2 separate regions of the Homo sapiens genome follow, and region 1 is linked to region 2. A link is an interaction called in ENCODE POLR2A ChIA-PET data of the cell type or tissue named here. Cell type or tissue: Caco-2. All regions are shown on one strand. Each heading gives the region's core, and the rest is flanking DNA. Links, peaks and the distances in the headings are about the cores only.

Evidence for each region. Peaks named below come from ENCODE experiments on the same cell type or tissue, not always from the same donor. Only the 100,000 strongest peaks of a DNase experiment are listed, where the experiment ranks them.
Region 1: POLR2A ChIA-PET joins it to region 2 with 10 read pairs; 4 of 35 experiments call an interaction of 5 or more read pairs at or near these places.

Annotation. Positions count from the first base shown.
Region 1 is chr5:73,943,329-73,951,376 of GRCh38, reverse strand. LOC105379034 (a long non-coding RNA gene) reads right to left here and starts at 5,279. Exons shown (of 4, transcript XR_001742745.1): 1 at 3,880-5,279. In Caco-2, for the core only: a CTCF peak has its summit at 5,710 (motif pointing left); no DNase peak of the experiment used is centred there.
Region 2 is chr5:73,839,336-73,847,383 of GRCh38, reverse strand. It overlaps ARHGEF28 (Rho guanine nucleotide exchange factor 28), which reads right to left. Exons shown (of 36, transcript NM_001177693.2): 11 at 6,624-6,904; 12 at 909-1,116. Among named protein-coding and RNA genes, the nearest start is that of ARHGEF28, 220 kb to the right of the region's middle. In Caco-2, for the core only: no CTCF peak of the experiment used is centred there; no DNase peak of the experiment used is centred there.

The DNA of each region.
Region 1 (8,048 bases), core at 1,776-6,775, 100 kb before region 2:
TAGTGAGCAGAAGAAAAGCAGTATCTGAATGACTTTTCGTCTCAATGCAGTGCAAATGCCTGCAGTTCAAATGCAGGAACTGCCTCATCTCCTTTGCTTTTGGCCAGGAAGAGCTCATTTATTACCCATCACTAGGAAGAGCATGGCAGAGCCCTCATTATCTTGGATCCATGCTTTCCAAATCAATCAGCTCCCCGCTACACTGCTGGGCTTTCTAATTTAAATGTCAGCTAAAGTTAGAATATGTTCTTTAAAAATGTCAGAGCCTCGTTAACTTTGGCTTTGTGTTGCCCTGTCTATCACAATGAGGTTGGCAATGTTAAGGAAATTATTTTTCTAAGAATTCTTGAACTAAGGCTCCTCTTTGAATTTCAATGATACTCTTCCTAAAAGTCTTGCTCTGGTTCAAAATCAAGATGTTCCATATTACTGGCATCTACAAATAGCCACTTTTCAGAATGTATAAGGATTTCTAAATGACTTCTCACTTTTGAATTCACACTGTGAAAAATATTCTAAAAGCTGAAATTTGATCCATGTTTTTCAATGGGCTTTTGCGGTTTGGCAACTGATCTTGGACAGGACTGTCCTACTCACCACAGGACCTTTAGCTTTCCTGCTTCTCCTGTTCACTTAATGCTAGTAATTCTTCCCAGTTATTGTGATCTTGGAGTGCAGAACATGATACCCCAAAGTATGACACCTTGGTGTGTTGAGTACTTTGAACTGAAAGAGACTGGAAGGGCCTCAAAAGCAAGATCTTCTGACCTTCCCCCACCCTCCTGTCTCCTGTCGCTCTTTCTTCCCCAAGCAAATCATAGAAACCAGAATTCCTCTTCCCCAAAGGTGAGTCATAGAAACTCGAGTCCCTCTCTCCCAAAGCAAGCCATAAAACCTAGAAAGGCCACTGTCTTCCTTTTCTCTTCTCCTTTGAAGACCCTTATTCTAGAGAGGTCCTGCTCCAAACCTGGGAAGAAGAAATGCTACACAGAGAAGGGACTGGGATTAGTGCCCTTATAAAAGAAGCCTCAGAGAGCTGCCTTGCTTCTTCCACCACGTAAGGACTCAGCTAGAAGGAGCCATCTATAAACCAGAAGAGGAGCCCTCACCAGACACTGAATCTGCCAGAGCCTTTAGCTTGGGCTTCTCAGCCTCCAGAACTATGAACAATAAATTCTGTCCTCTATAAGCTACCCAGTCTATGGTATTTTGTTTTAACAGCCAAAAGACTAAGACAGCGAAATGGTGGATCATGTCTACAGCATGATAGCAACTGGGCAATTGGGTACTTTTGGCCTCATACTAACATATGGAAGGACAAAATGGAAGGAAAATGGTAGTTTGTTTAAGTATACTGAAGTGACTTCAAACAGTGTGCGTATACAAACAAGTATGGATGAAGGCACACACACACAGAGAATACATACTAATGTCTGCCAAATATAAAACACTTCTCGAAATTTGATGATTTAGAGGGAAAGTGGATTTTCTTCTTGAATTAACTCCCTGTGCTGGCTCTGGTTTTATTGGTTTCAAGCTTTCCATTGTTGCTCTTTTCCTAAAGCATTTAACAGATGTCCCTTCAAAGGCATTGAACCACTGCTGTTGTTTTTTCTCTCACCCCAATTTCCTTTTCAGTTCACAAAGTACCCAGAATATACTTTCTCCTGTATCTATATGTGGTGGGGAGAAAGAAAAGGCAAACAGAATTATATTTAATAAGTCACTTTTCTTATTAATACCCAGAGATGTAAAAATCAATCACAGTTGATTCAAATGGCAAATACTACTTTCTGTAGCCTCACTAAATGCTTTCTCCGATGAGATAAATGGACATAATCCTCAAATGACAAGAAACATGGAATATACAACAGATTTAACAGTCATGTTTAAGGGTGAGTGAACTTTAGGTCGCAGTTGTAGAGGACAATGCGGAAATGAAGATGCAGACTTAAGTTTTCTCCCCAGATAGTGATAAATTCACATTGATCCAATTTGTCCCTGTTTCCCTGTCTCTATGGCTCTTAATAGCACAACCAAAAGATGTCTGATTTCTAAGATGGAAGAGTGCTGCCTGCAGCCTTCACCTAGTTGTTTTTTGTTTGTTTGTTTGTTTTGTTTTGTTTTAAACTGCCCCATTCATAGACTGAAACCCTCACAGAATCAGGCTGTAATTAGTGACATGTAGAGACATGGCAAGACTGGGAAAACTTATGTCTGTGGATGTGCCTGACTCCTTAGAGGTGTAGGAGTTTGACGAGACACATGCTTTAGTTGAGAGTGTGCTCTTGCACACACCACCACACACACACATACACAAACACTTGACCTCCCAGGCCACGCAATTCCCCATTGCATCATTACTTTCTAACTCATCCTGCATAGTCTGTGGGTGGGAAGAGGCCAAATTTGGGCCACCAGGACACAGTCCACCAGGAAACAAAGTACCTCTGTGATGCTTTTTGATTCAGACAACCCCACCTCCACAGCTGCGAGACAAACAAAAAATGATCATGCTTCAAAAGCTACCAGTTCAAGCAAAACTGCTGCCAACCCAGCAGAAAAGCCTTTAGACATTTTTAAGCCATTAACTACTTCCTGCCAACCAGGAGGCTATATGGGGACACCACTCACTGGGGCCACTAAGCAGGATTCCAATGGAACCTAATCTGCTGAATTCAGACCTAAACCTCATGTTACTATATTACTTAAGAGAAAATAGAAATACAGTGTTTTAAAAAGCAAAAGATTTAGTTCAAACTGAAACAAATATTCTCCAAATTAAACTCAAACCAGACTGATGTTTCATTCACTTTCCAGTCTTAAAGGCATTCCCATGACAATTTCTCCTTGGCAGTTGCGCAGCCAGTGTCTCTCTTGGCTATCAATTCGCTGATGACAATACTACCAGGGGGCTGGACAACTAATAGAGCTCCAGTCTGCAAACTTGGCCTTCCTGCCAGGCAGCTTAAAAACCATTTACACAGTCCAGTTTGACTTTCGAGTGTTCAGAGAGATGGGTCGTTTGAACTCACTGATCCAAGAACATGTTTTTGTATATTCCTGGGCCTATCATAAATCAGACCAAAAAAGAAAGAAAGGTTGGACTGCTTGGCCATTTCAAGCAATTATTCTGTCTGGCATGGGTGGAGGAGAAAATAGAGTAGTGTCAGCAGAGTTATCAGCAGTTAGTTCTACTGAAGAAAATGTCACATGTCCGGTGCCAAGCACGTCTGACTGCTTTGTCTCGGATTGTCTCTATTTTTCTTTCTCTCTCACGTACACACATACCCTCTTTAATTACTAACAGAAAATAGTGCATTCTGCACACTTCACATCTGTTCAAGCCTTAATTAATCCAACTCTCATAGTCTCCATAGCAACGATGCTTAACAGGCTCAGATTCCACATTAGAAAACCTTCCTCTAAGTGAGTGACTCAAAATATGGCCATTACAAAAATGTTTACATTAATTCTGTGTCAGATATAATAAGAAATTTGCATGGAGGGAGTTTGGATGGAAAGATGGAGTTGTATGATCACATTCAGCTTCATCATAGTAAAAACTGCCCCAAACTAGGAACAGAAGTTAACATTAATTTTCTAAGCTATTGCAAAAAAAAAAAAGAAAAGAAAACATAATCCCATTACTACCTTTATGTTACTAGCAATTCCTGTGCTACGGAAGATTAACGACCACAGTTGCCTCGATGGAGCACACAGTTACTGTTCGTAGGGTAGCAAGAAGAAACGCAAGTGTTTTTAAAAAAAAAAAAAAAAAAAAAAAAAACTCTTCAGGAGGTGTGTTTCCTGAGCTATGGCTCTACAGACCTTAATTAAAAGCCTATTGTCCTTTGCTGGCACCTGCCAGCATCTTACCCAAATCAGAGCTTGTCAGCAGCAGAGAGGTGGACCAAGGCTTTCCAAGGAGGCTGTGAAGCTGCCACGGGAAATGTCAAGCACATTTCTAAGAGCCTGTTTTAGCTCCGTGGCCAATGCAGATGCTGTCGTTCATGCTGGCTATGTTTGTGTTTATATTTGAAGCTGTTATGTTAGAGATTGTAAAAATAAGCACTGGCAACTATGCAGAAAACCTGCTCAGACATTATACAGGGTGTGAGGGGCTGGGGCGAGTAGTGGTAAAGAGAGCATGAAAAAATGAAGCCAGGCATTTACCCCCAAATGGCATTTCAGCCCATACCCGCTTCCATCATTAAATGTTTAACTTGGGTTGCTAACAAGAAGTAAACCATTCATCAGAGTTCTAGCTGCTTTCTCCCTCACTGTTTCCTTCTATGAATAGGCAAACAACCCAAAACCAGCTCAGGAGAGAAAGAAAAGAACTTAGACACACTCTTGAGTAAGTAAAAATACATGTTAGGAGACAAATCAGATCTCATTTATGAAATAAAATGGAGACACTCAATTGAGCTTCTGAACAAGAAGAGAAGGTTTTTCATACTTTCCCTAGGGACTGAAATTGTGTGCCCTAGGAGACAGTTTAACCCTGGATTGCCTGGAGACAGAGCCAAGTTAAATTTATTGCCAGACCTATGCATAAAAAAGGGGAAGGTGGAAATTGGGGCTCTTCCAGAAATAAGGAACAGTTCTCTAATGTAACTATAGAATCTAGTGAAATTAGCAAAGAAAATATAATCCTGTGTTCGTACCAAGTTCATTCTTTCTCCTTGGGCAATTGTTATGAGACCCATAGCTGCTGGTAGTATCTAAAACCTTTGACTTTCTGCCATTCAAAGAGTAGACAACTAGGATTCAAATAATGGCATGTTGAAGTTTCTCAGCCATGAAGCTTCTACAGAACCACTGAACCATGGTCCCTTGTTACTTCACCCAAAACGATGTTCAATCATCAACTCGAGCTGACTGCTTTGAACTCACCAGCCAGAGGCAAAGAAATGTAATGGATCAGAGTTCTAGTTCTAGTTCTGACGACCCTTTGATCTCTGATTTCCAAAGACTCTTGTTCATCCTCTCATCCAATAAGTAGCATGAAGCTCTTACTCTGAGCCCAGCATCCTAACAGGCTTTGATCTTCGACATCTCTCAGCACGGGAAAATGAGCTGGACAAAACCAAAGTAGCGATGCCCTAGCTACTTCGATTCTTGAGCATGCCCAAGCCTGCCTTCTTTCTACCCCTATCCCCAGCATATAACAACTGCTCTCATTTTTAGAGTGCTGACTGTATGCCGTTTACTGCACTGGGCTTCTTCAAGTAGTTCACAACAGCCCTGCAAGACATGGCTATTGTTATTATTTTTTATTTATTTATTTATTTATTTATTTTGAGACGAAGTCTCGCTCTTGTCCCCCAGGCTGGAGTGCAGTGACACGATCTCGGCCCACTGTAACCTCCGCCTCCCAGGTTCAAGCAATTCTCCTGCCTCAGCCTCTCGAGTAGCTGGGACTACAGGCACCTGCCACCATGCCTGGCTAATTTTTGTATTTTTAGTAGAGACGGGGTTTCGCCATGTTGGCCAGGCTGGTCTCGAACTCCTGACTTCAGGTGATCCGGACATAGCTATTATTATCCTCATTTCATAGGTAAGCAAACCTAGCTCAGAAGCAAGGTTGCAGGATTGTACAACTCCATAAGTTTCCACTCACGTTGGAATCTACGCGTATGTGTGCTCCAGAGCATGAATAGTGCCCCCTGGTGGTGTGCAACCCTGTGGCCCTGGGGGAGATCCAGTAAGTAGGGCCCAAGTCTGTTTGGCTTTTCCATATTTTTTTGCTGCCTGTCTCACATTGGTAGAGGGACATCTGTGCATGAGAGGCAGTCAGGAAAGAAAAGAGCAAACTCTGCATGTCAATCAAGATAATTCTGGAATCTTCCATGTGTTCCCCTCCTTTTTTTCTTTTCCATGCTCCACTCAGCCCTAGGTGGTAGATTAAAACAGGGAGCTATGGGTAGCATCAGGGTTGGGTAAAAAATAAAGCAGAAGAGGTACATGAGCCTGTCTCTTTTTTTCTCCACTTACAATCTTGCCTTGTGGGTTATCATGCAAGTCATCAATCCACCCCTTAGCGGTACACTTAGGCATCCTCTTGGTCCCCTCTGTTCCAATAAGCATCTTCAGGTGATCCCAGGACCCCTTTTACTCTTAGTTTCTTGTGGCGTGGGATCAAATAGGAAGATATCCAATTCCCCATTTGACCAGAACCTACATTGCTTTATGGAAGAGGTGGATGTGGAAAGGTGAGGGGATGAGAGGGCATTTGGTTACACTTTAAGAGCATAGCATCCCAGGAAGGAGTCCGCTATTGCTCCATAGCCTGGAACCTGATCAGTTCCAACGAGGGCAGGGGTGGACTTCCACATTTCCCCACTTCTTATATAGAGTGCTTGAAAGAGGCAGAGATAGATGGACATTCTCATTGGACACCTTAATCTAGAGGGGAGGAAATCATTCTGGGTATCTCCAAACGTATGCCACAGTCTCTCATGTCTTTTGTTTCAAACCTCCAGACTTTGGCTCAGGTTTCCCTCTGTCTTAGTCCATTTTCTGTTATGATAACTGAATATCTGAGACTGGGTAATTTATTTCAAAATGTTACAATCTTACAGTTCTAGAGGCTGGGAAGTCCAAGAGCATGGTGTTGGCATCTGGGGCCTTCTTTGCTTTGTCATAACATGGCAGAATGTATCATATGGCAAGAGGGCAAGAGCATGCATGTCAGCTCAGGTCTCTCTTCCTCTTCTTAGAAAGTAACCAATCCCATCATGGGGGCCTCACTCTGACCTTATCTAATCCTAATTACCTCCCAAAGACCTCACCTTCAATCAATTAAAAATTCTGGGATTAAGTTTCCAACAAATGAAATTTGAGGACATATTCAAACCATAGCATTTTCCTTGCTTAGAATGTCTTTCCCTACTCCTGCTCTTTATCCTTCCAGCCTCAAGCATCTTCTTCTTTAGAACAACTCCCTCCATTTCACGTATTACTAGGCCCCAATGTGCTCTTCCTGTGAGCTCCTATAGCAACTTGTACTTCTCTATATAATTATTGGCACCTCTCTACTTTAGGATCATCTGTTCATGTGTTAGTCTTCTCCAATAGCTTGCATACTTATTAATCTTTATTTTGTCCCACACAGATTGCTTGGCCTTTAGCGGACCGTCAATAAATGTTTACTGAATACATGAGTTAAGAGGAGATTTAGAAATGCAAATAAGTTGAAAGCTAACTTTCAACTTACCTAACTTTCCCCAGTCTTACGTCTAGCAATCTCCAGACACTTGAATTTTCTATTCACTTTTTCTGGCTATGCGGAAGAAATCTGCCTAAAGACTGGGACTAGGCTGAGCAATTATTAACAGATTTTTAAAATAATATGATAATAATGGCTAGCATATATTAAGTGATTAGTATATCCCAAGCTCTATTCTAAGCATATTGCATATATTAATAATTTAATTCTTGCAACGATTCCATAAGGTAGTCATCCCTGTTTTATAAATAAGGAAATGGAAACAGAGCGAGGTGAAGTAACATGCCAAGGACACACAACGAGTTAGTGGCAGATGTGGATCCAGAATCCATACTTTCAATTTCTATGCTCTGCTGCCTCTCAATGAGAGAGATACAGAGGTTGGACATTAACAATCTCAGGTTGGTTCTCAGTTTGAAAGTAGCTCATGTATTCCTAGGTCACAGGAAGAAATACATATTCCTCTCCACTTCTTTGTCACCCCATGATGTAATTATGCTCACATTCTTCACCTTACATAACTCACACACACAGCAAGTCCTCTGTGCCAAGGGCTGTTACCCTTTTCTTAATGAATAGGGCTTCAACTGTGAGTGGGCTGGGAAGTGTTGCACGATTCCAGGAATTATGTAGTCCTGATGAAATGCAGAGTAGCTTGGACTCTAAATGAAATGATGAATAAATTCATGCAGCCTGGAAGGGACAGAGCAAAAATATTGCTTTTCTTTCTAGGACAGATCTCTAAAGGAATGAGTGTTTCCTTTAAGCTCTTAACTTGGTGAGAAAAATAGGTCCTTTTGGGGAAACCCATTTA
Region 2 (8,048 bases), core at 1,664-6,663:
AACTCCAACCCTTCCAGAATCTCATCTACTCAAAAAATAAAATTAAATAAAAGCACTACTTATGTAATAGGTGAGTTATGAGGCAATTATATATTTTGTACATACATAAAACATATTTTGTATATTGTAGGGCATGCTACAAAAAGAAGGTATTATCATAACAACCATACGTTAGAAAGAGAAGTTTTGCCATAGCACACATTGTTTTATAGTAATAAGTAAACTTAAGAAGAAAACAAGTAGAAAATAACAAATCAAACAGGGAAAAAAAATCTGTTCAAACGCAAAAGGGCTTTCTTACATTCAGAGCAATGTATTTAGTTTTTTAATAAATAAATAAGTAAATAAATAACAAAAAAACAAGCACACCTAAATGAAACTCCAATGTGAAATAGCCAACAAGATAAAACCTGGCTCCTATGGAAAAGTTGACAAAATCTGTGATATTCCGGATTAGTTCAAGCAGCCAGAAATGCTCAATAAATATCACTTCTACCTTATTAACATCATTTACCTCATCATCAGGGCCATACAATTATTTACGTGAGCAAAACAAGTTTGATCACTTAAACTCATTTAATACTATCGGTTTTTCTCCCTTTGCTTAAGAGATGATGGGAGAAATCATTGTAAAATGATAAAATTTTCCAAGTATGTGAAAGAAAGATGGTATGTACTCATGGTGAATTAATGAAAATGTAAATCAGCCATTTTGAGTAAAGATTATAAAAATTAAAACAGAGTGGGAAAGATTAAAAAGACAGACTCAATCAGATATCACATGGGTCTCAAAAAAATAGTTCATATGTATGAATAAAATATAATATGTCTTTCAGATACAGATGGGTAAATGCAGACAACATATTCTCCACACTTGCAATATACCAAATTAATAGCAATAAGAATACCTTCGACTGTAGATTACTTGATAGAGGAAGGGATTCAGCCCTGGAGATATTAAAATCCGGTTCAGTGTTAGTCTCAAAAGAGTCCAATTCATCCCCACTAGGAATCCCAGTTCTTGAGGAGCTCTGAGACCCTGGAGTGTAACAGATGTGGGATGGCTCAGAATGCCCTTCCCCTTCACTGTCGGCGTCCAAGGCATCAAGGCTAGAACTAAAGCACAAAGCCAGCAAGTAAGTAAAGAAGCAAGGAAGGACACAGAGCGTCATTGGTTTCTACTTCTCTGAATCCAGATTCTTTCACTGGGGCGGGGGGGGTGCAATAGGTATTCATTTAATTTCCAACTAGTATTTAATTAGCCTTTTTCTCCTCCCTCCAAATCTCTTTTTAAACAAAATTTTATGTTACCCCGAATGAACATTCCTACCTAGCAAAAGCCATTTCTTTCTTTCATTTTCTTTCTTTCTTTCTTTTTTTTTTTTTTTTTTTTTTTTGAGACAGTTTTGTTCTTGTTGCCTAGGCTGGAGTGCAGTGACACAATCTTGGTTCACTACAACCTCTGTCTCCCAGGCTCAAACAATGCTCCCACCTCAGCCTTCAGAGTAGCTGGGACTACAGGCGTGCGCCACCACGCCCGGCCAATTTTTGTGATTTTTGTGTTTTTTGCCATGTTGCCCAGGCTGGTCTCAAACTCCTGGGCTCAATGGATCCACCCACCTCAGTCTCCCAAAGTGCTGGGATTGCTGGAGTGAGCCACCACGACTGGGGCAAAAGACATTTCAAATGCCTGAAGAAACAAAAGCTGGTTTGAGTTAGTACTAACCTCACCACTTCTGTTTTGTAAATATAATTATTGATATCGCAAGTCCCAAATGGTAACCCATCAAATATTTTAAATGCTGGTGGAAACAGAGTCACTGGGCTGTTTGCAGGGAAGCTTCTGGGGGGGATTTGCATGTGACTAAGCTGCAGAAGTGTCATTCTCTCCCCTGTCCCTCAGCTGGGAAGCTCGGGAGGGCAGAGGCACACCAAGGAGAGATGTGTGAAGGTCCCACCCATCCGCCCCAGGACCATGTCAAGACACAGTTCAGAAGTGAGTCGTGCAATGTCCCAAACATGTCATACTAAATGATCATTTTTAGAGGTTAAAAAAAGATGATTCTGAGGCTGGGCGCAGTGGCTCACGCCTGTAATCCCAACACTTTGGGAGGCCAAGGTGGGCGGATCATGAGGTCAGAGATCGAGACCATCCTGGCTAACACGGTGAAACTACATCTCTACTAAAAATACAAAAAATTAGCCGGCTGTTGTGGCAGGCACCTGTAATCCCAGCTACTTGGGATGCTAAGGCAGGAAAATGGCGTGAACCCAGGAGGCAGAGCTTGCAGTGAGCCAAGATCACACCACTGCACTCCAGCCTGGGCAAAAGAGCAAGACTCCGTCTCAAAAAAAAAAAAAAAAAAAAAAAATGATTCCTTTGAAAACTCTACCTTAGAACCAGGTAGTAATGCTGCTTGACAACAACTTTTTTCCTCATTTAACTTTAATAAACCATGAAATTAAAAGGAAAGAATTTGACCCTCTACATCCCAGGTCTATTCCATAACATTACGTTTTAAACGACTCAAACTTGGAGGCCAACAGCTTTCCTGGGTGCATGTTAATGCACGAAGCATTTCAAATGTGTGTTTTGTGGTTTTTTTTTTTTTTTTTGGTTGTTACAGTTCTGGAGTTATAATTTTAATAACAAAACAATGAAACTGTCTTGATTTTGAAATACAAGAACCAGAAAATGAAACTTTGAATTAACCTGTTTAGGTTATTTAAAAAAAAAAAAAAACATAGGCTTTTTTTTTTATTTTGAAATACAAGAACCAGAAAATGAAACTTTGAATTAACCTGTTTAGGTTATTTAAAAAAAAATAGGCTATTTAATGGACACAGTAAGTTAACTGAATACATGGTATGAGTCCTGGTCTTATTCTACTATGCCTCTAATGCAAACACAGATTAGTTTTTGAACTAATCTAATAATTACAGGTATTTCAAGTTGCTACGTGGTTTCCTAGTACAACAATCTGAGACGGAAGGAGATTTCAAGGCGGGCTGAAGCTTGCCCATGTCTTGTACCTCAGCACTTGTCTTTCAACTTGTGATCTCTGTACTAGTGGAAAATAGTTCTTCAAATGATTGGCAGCCCGCAATAATATCCGATTTTAACACAAGCCTTTCCAGTTACAGACAGCATTTCATCATCACTATGAATACATCCTAGAAGTATCAGTATTTTATTTTGCATACTATAAAACATTGTTTCTATTCATTCAAATGGGGCTACTACTTTTATTTAAGCTATTAACCTAAGATATTGGTGGCACAGGCAATATTCTTCAGGATAACCTCTAGGTTCTTGTTTTACGATATTATTTTTCTAATTCCCAGTAGTGGGATAAGAAATCAATTCATTAGGTTGTAACTAGAGTTTTTTAAAAAATATATAGAATAGAAAATATCAGAATATGTTGCACAAATCATTTTATAAGACTTCACTTAAATTTTATGGGAGATAGGGGACGTTCATGGTGTGACATGCATTTCTTGCTCTGTAGTTTTTTTAAAAGGTTTGAAAAATACAAGCTTTAGAATGAAACAAACACTTGTCTGCTGCTTAATTTTTTGCTGTATAGTATTTTTAAATTAATGTTTTTATTACTTATCTTCCCTTTGTGGCTTCTCAAAACAGTTATTACATTTAAATAATATAACATAATGGTTACATAGTATACATATTTTAGTTTCACCAAAATATTCTTTTAAACCCTAGAAAACTTAGGACTCAGGTCCCAGTCAGCTATGTCCTTATATTAACTCCAGTTTTTACTGTGTGCCCCCAAATTTCTCCTTCATTAGAGGTTTCCAGCCTCTAGGGCTATTATCTGCTTATTAACAAATTAAGTGCATTTCACTTTGAGTTTGTTATCAACTGTGCTTCCTACCATGACATCCACTGAAGGAAGGGACCCACAGCCACCCCAGGGCTTTCCAGGGATTGCGACTTCTCTCCCTTCATTCCTACATTTTTCAGAGGAGAGGGAGGGCAAAGGAGATGAAGTCAGCTCGTGGAACCAGCCAGAAAGCTTTTCTGTAGAATGGCTTCTCCTTCCTCTCCTGGCTTCCTCCCTTTCCCCTGAGCAGTGACATCTTCACAGAAGCTTCTAATTACCTGTACTCAAAACAGATATTTTGTCTAAATTATATTCTACAGAGGAAAAATTCTATCTGTAGCAGTGAAATGTTAAACTTTCCAAGACAAGACCATGATCAGAAAGTATAATTTCGATACTCTGCAAGTATCTGCATAAGTATCAATAAAACAGACAGACTATTTTGTGTCTTTTCCATGCTATATTCCTAGAAGACTTCTAAAGAACTTATTTATCTCTTGAGATCTGGGGGCTCACACACCTGACAGACTTTTTTTTTTTTTTTTTTTAAAGACAGAGTCTCACTCCGTCCCCCAGGCTGGAGTGCAGTAGTGCCATCTCTGCTCACTGAAATCTGTGCCTCCCGGATTCAGGCAATGAGCCTGCCTCAGCCCCTCCCCTGAGTAGATGGGATTAGAGATGTGTGCCACCATGCCCAGCTAATTTTTGTATTTTTACTAGAGCGGGAGTTTCACCGTGTTGGCCGCCTAGGCTGGTCTCAAACTCCTGACCTCAGGTGATCCACCTGCCTCGGCCTCCCAAAGTACGGGGATTGCAGGTGTGAGCCACCATACCTGGCCACTTGACAGATCTTAAAGATCCACTAGAATGCATTTATCACACATAGCTCAATTTATTTTTGCAAAACTGTATAGAATCTTGTGTGGACTGGCAGTCTCTTGTCCCAAGCAGACGTGTGGACAGTTCAAATTAGCCTATCACTTCAAATTATAGTAGTGACTACCCAGCATCTACAAAACCATAATTCACAAAGTATAAATCTAAAGCAAGTCTTTTATTATTTACACATCACACATAACCCTTGGTACCAATATGTGCTAAAGTTTTACAACCTCAAATTGCATGTTGTGGTGTATCTCAGTGATGGACACCTACTGATTGCTGGTTCCTCTACCTTTCTCTCCCCTCTATATTAACTCCCTGCTGAATACTCATTCACCTATGTGCATGTTCATTCACAGAGAAATATTTATATACATAGTCACATATGTGTGTGCATTTTATGTTCACTTTGATTCATTTTATACGTGAAAATGAACATATAATCACATGGGTAGGATATGGGGGAAAAAAAAGCTACTCCCTAAGGAAAGTGTGATCAACAGGATAAAATGAAATTAGTGGAAATTGGCCTGTTCCCAAAAGAAAATAGACAATCAGATAGACAGATACAGATATACAGATATGGACACACATGTGTGCACACACACTAATATATGTAATCATATCAGATGCAATGAAACTATCATTTCAATGAGTTTTTATATATGCAAGAAAATATAAGGTAACTGAAAGTAAAATAAATATAAGATAAATTTTATGTTAAAATATAAAATACAAACATATGTTAAATAAAACAAACACTCATGAGCCCACCCACCTTGAAACTTGGATACTGGCCATCTACCATGGAAACTCTGTTATGATTCATTCCATTCCCATTTCCCTATTTCCTTCCCTAGATGTAACAACTATTTTGAATTTAGGAATTTTTTCCCCTTCATTATTTTGTTTTTCTTTTTCTCTCTTTTTTTTTTTTTTTTCTTCTTTTTGAGACAGGTCTCACTCTGTCACCCAGGTTGGAGTTCAGTGGTGCCATCTTGGCTCACTGCAACTTCTGCCTCCCAGGTTCAAGCGATCCTCCCACCCCAACCTGCCAAGTATCAGGACCACATGTGCGTGCCACCATGCCCAGATAATTTTTGTATTTTTGGTAGAGATGGGGTTTTACCATGTTGCCCATGCTGGTCTTGAGCTCCTGAGTTCAAGCATTCTGCCTGCCTTGGCCTCCCAAAGTGCTGGAATTACAGGCGTGAGCCACCACGCCAGGCCTCTTGTTTTTCTTTATAGCTTATGCACATATGTAGGTGCCCTATAATAATATATTTTTTAATTTGCATTCTATAAAAATGAAATCTAACAAGTATTTTGGGGCTTTTTTTGTTCCTTCATGCTTCTAAGGTCTATGTTATTATGCATGCAGATGTAATTGTAGCTAATTCATTTTCATTACTGTACAGTATTCTATTGTGTAACTATATATAAGTTATTTATTCCACATTTGGGTTATTTCCTGCTGCTATAATAATACTCCATATAGGTCTCCTAGTACACGAGAGGAAAATGCATATTTGACTTTACAAGATAATGTCAAATTATTTTCCCAAGTTACACAATTTTCTCTCCTATCATCTTTATGCAGGAATTTCCATGTTATGCATTCTCACCAAAACATGGGATTGTTAGATTTTTTAATTTTTGCCAGTCAAGTGAGTATAAACTGGTATCTCATCGTGGTTTTCCTTTATCATATTTTAGTCAGTTTTCTTAAGTGTCTTACTTTCAAATCAGTGAATATAGGAACCTAAAAGGGGACATTTTGATGGGCAAATAAAAGTGGTAGAGACAATAAAAAGTTTAAAACTAGAATTTTTGAAGTCTACCTATAAGGTTCTTTGATGTTCTACAGTTTTCCTCTACAATATAGACTCTTACCTTCTTTTCTTTAGATGACTTTGTTCCTTTTCAAATCCATGCCAACCAAAAGAAAGATTCAAGTTGGAAGCACACGAACTTGATGGTGACATGAAGGACTGCTGGGCTTCAGTGTGTGCTGTCCCTTCGACATTTTCACTAAGTGGGTACACACTGGGACTGGTTTCTGTAGGAAGGGTGTGTTTGCTGCTCTGAGGCCACAGAGTGCAACCTCTGGATTCAGGGCTGGTAGTGGCAGTGATTCCCTCTATATTAATATAGCTGATATCCAAATCACCAACCTGGAAGTTGAAAGAAAAACATTTCCTGAGTAAAAGCAGGTAAGATTGGCCTAGCTAAGAATTAATAAAATTTTCCCAATTTAAAAACTTCTGGCCAGGCGTGGTAGGAGGCCGAGGCTGGCAGATCACTTGAGGTCAGGAGTTCAAGACTAGCCTGGCCAACATGGTGAAACCCCATCTCTACTAAAAATACAAAAATTAGCCAGGGTGTGGTGGCGGGCGCCTGTAATCCCAGCTACTCAGAGACTGAAGCAGGAGAATGGCCTGAATGGGAGGCAGACGTTGCAATGAGTAGCGATTGCGCCAGTGCACTCTAGCCTGGGTTACAGAGTGAGACTCTTGTTTTATGTAAACAGAGAATTATTTTATATGTTTTTGTTCACATGGCAGCTATCCTATAATTCACATAAAGGAAGACCAACTGAGTATTTTATAAGGTTGTTCCTTTATTACAAAACCAGAAGCTGATTATGCCTCTAACATTTTATGAACCACTGACTCAAAATGAGGGGGAAATGTTTTAAATACTTGAGGAGAAAACTAAAGACTATACAGCTTCATTCAAAAAGTAGCTCATAGGAATCTGGGTACCAAGGTAATAGTGGTCACATAAAGCTGAGTCTCACAAAAAGCAACACCAAACAAAAAGAACAAATAAAGCTACATAAAGTGCACGTACATAGCATCATTAGAAGAAAGAAAATGCCCAAATTTCAAATTACCTGTAAATAATAAAATCAACAGCAAATCCAGCAGGTAAGGCCTCGTGCTCCTGCTATAAGACTCTGCGGAGGGTAAGGGGAGTCGGGAAACTCTGAATGGCAGAGAAAGGACGGAACTTCTGGAGGGCCTAAGACTTACTTAAAAATCCTCCCCAGAAAGAGAAAGCTCAACCCACATGCATGAAAAAGAGTCCTAGCTGATGAAAGCACTTGCTCTAAGAAAGGCGTACTTTTAAGCACTCATGATTTGAGGTGGCGGTCATCAAAAGGCATCAAGTCTGGAGTGAGGACAGTAAAAATGAAGACAGTAACACCATTTAGAGATAGAGCAGTGAAGGGGAAAAAGAAGCAAAAGGGGAAATGTTAGAATCCTAAATCATCGAGCATCATCATAATTTATTAAAGCAAAAACCATTAATGAA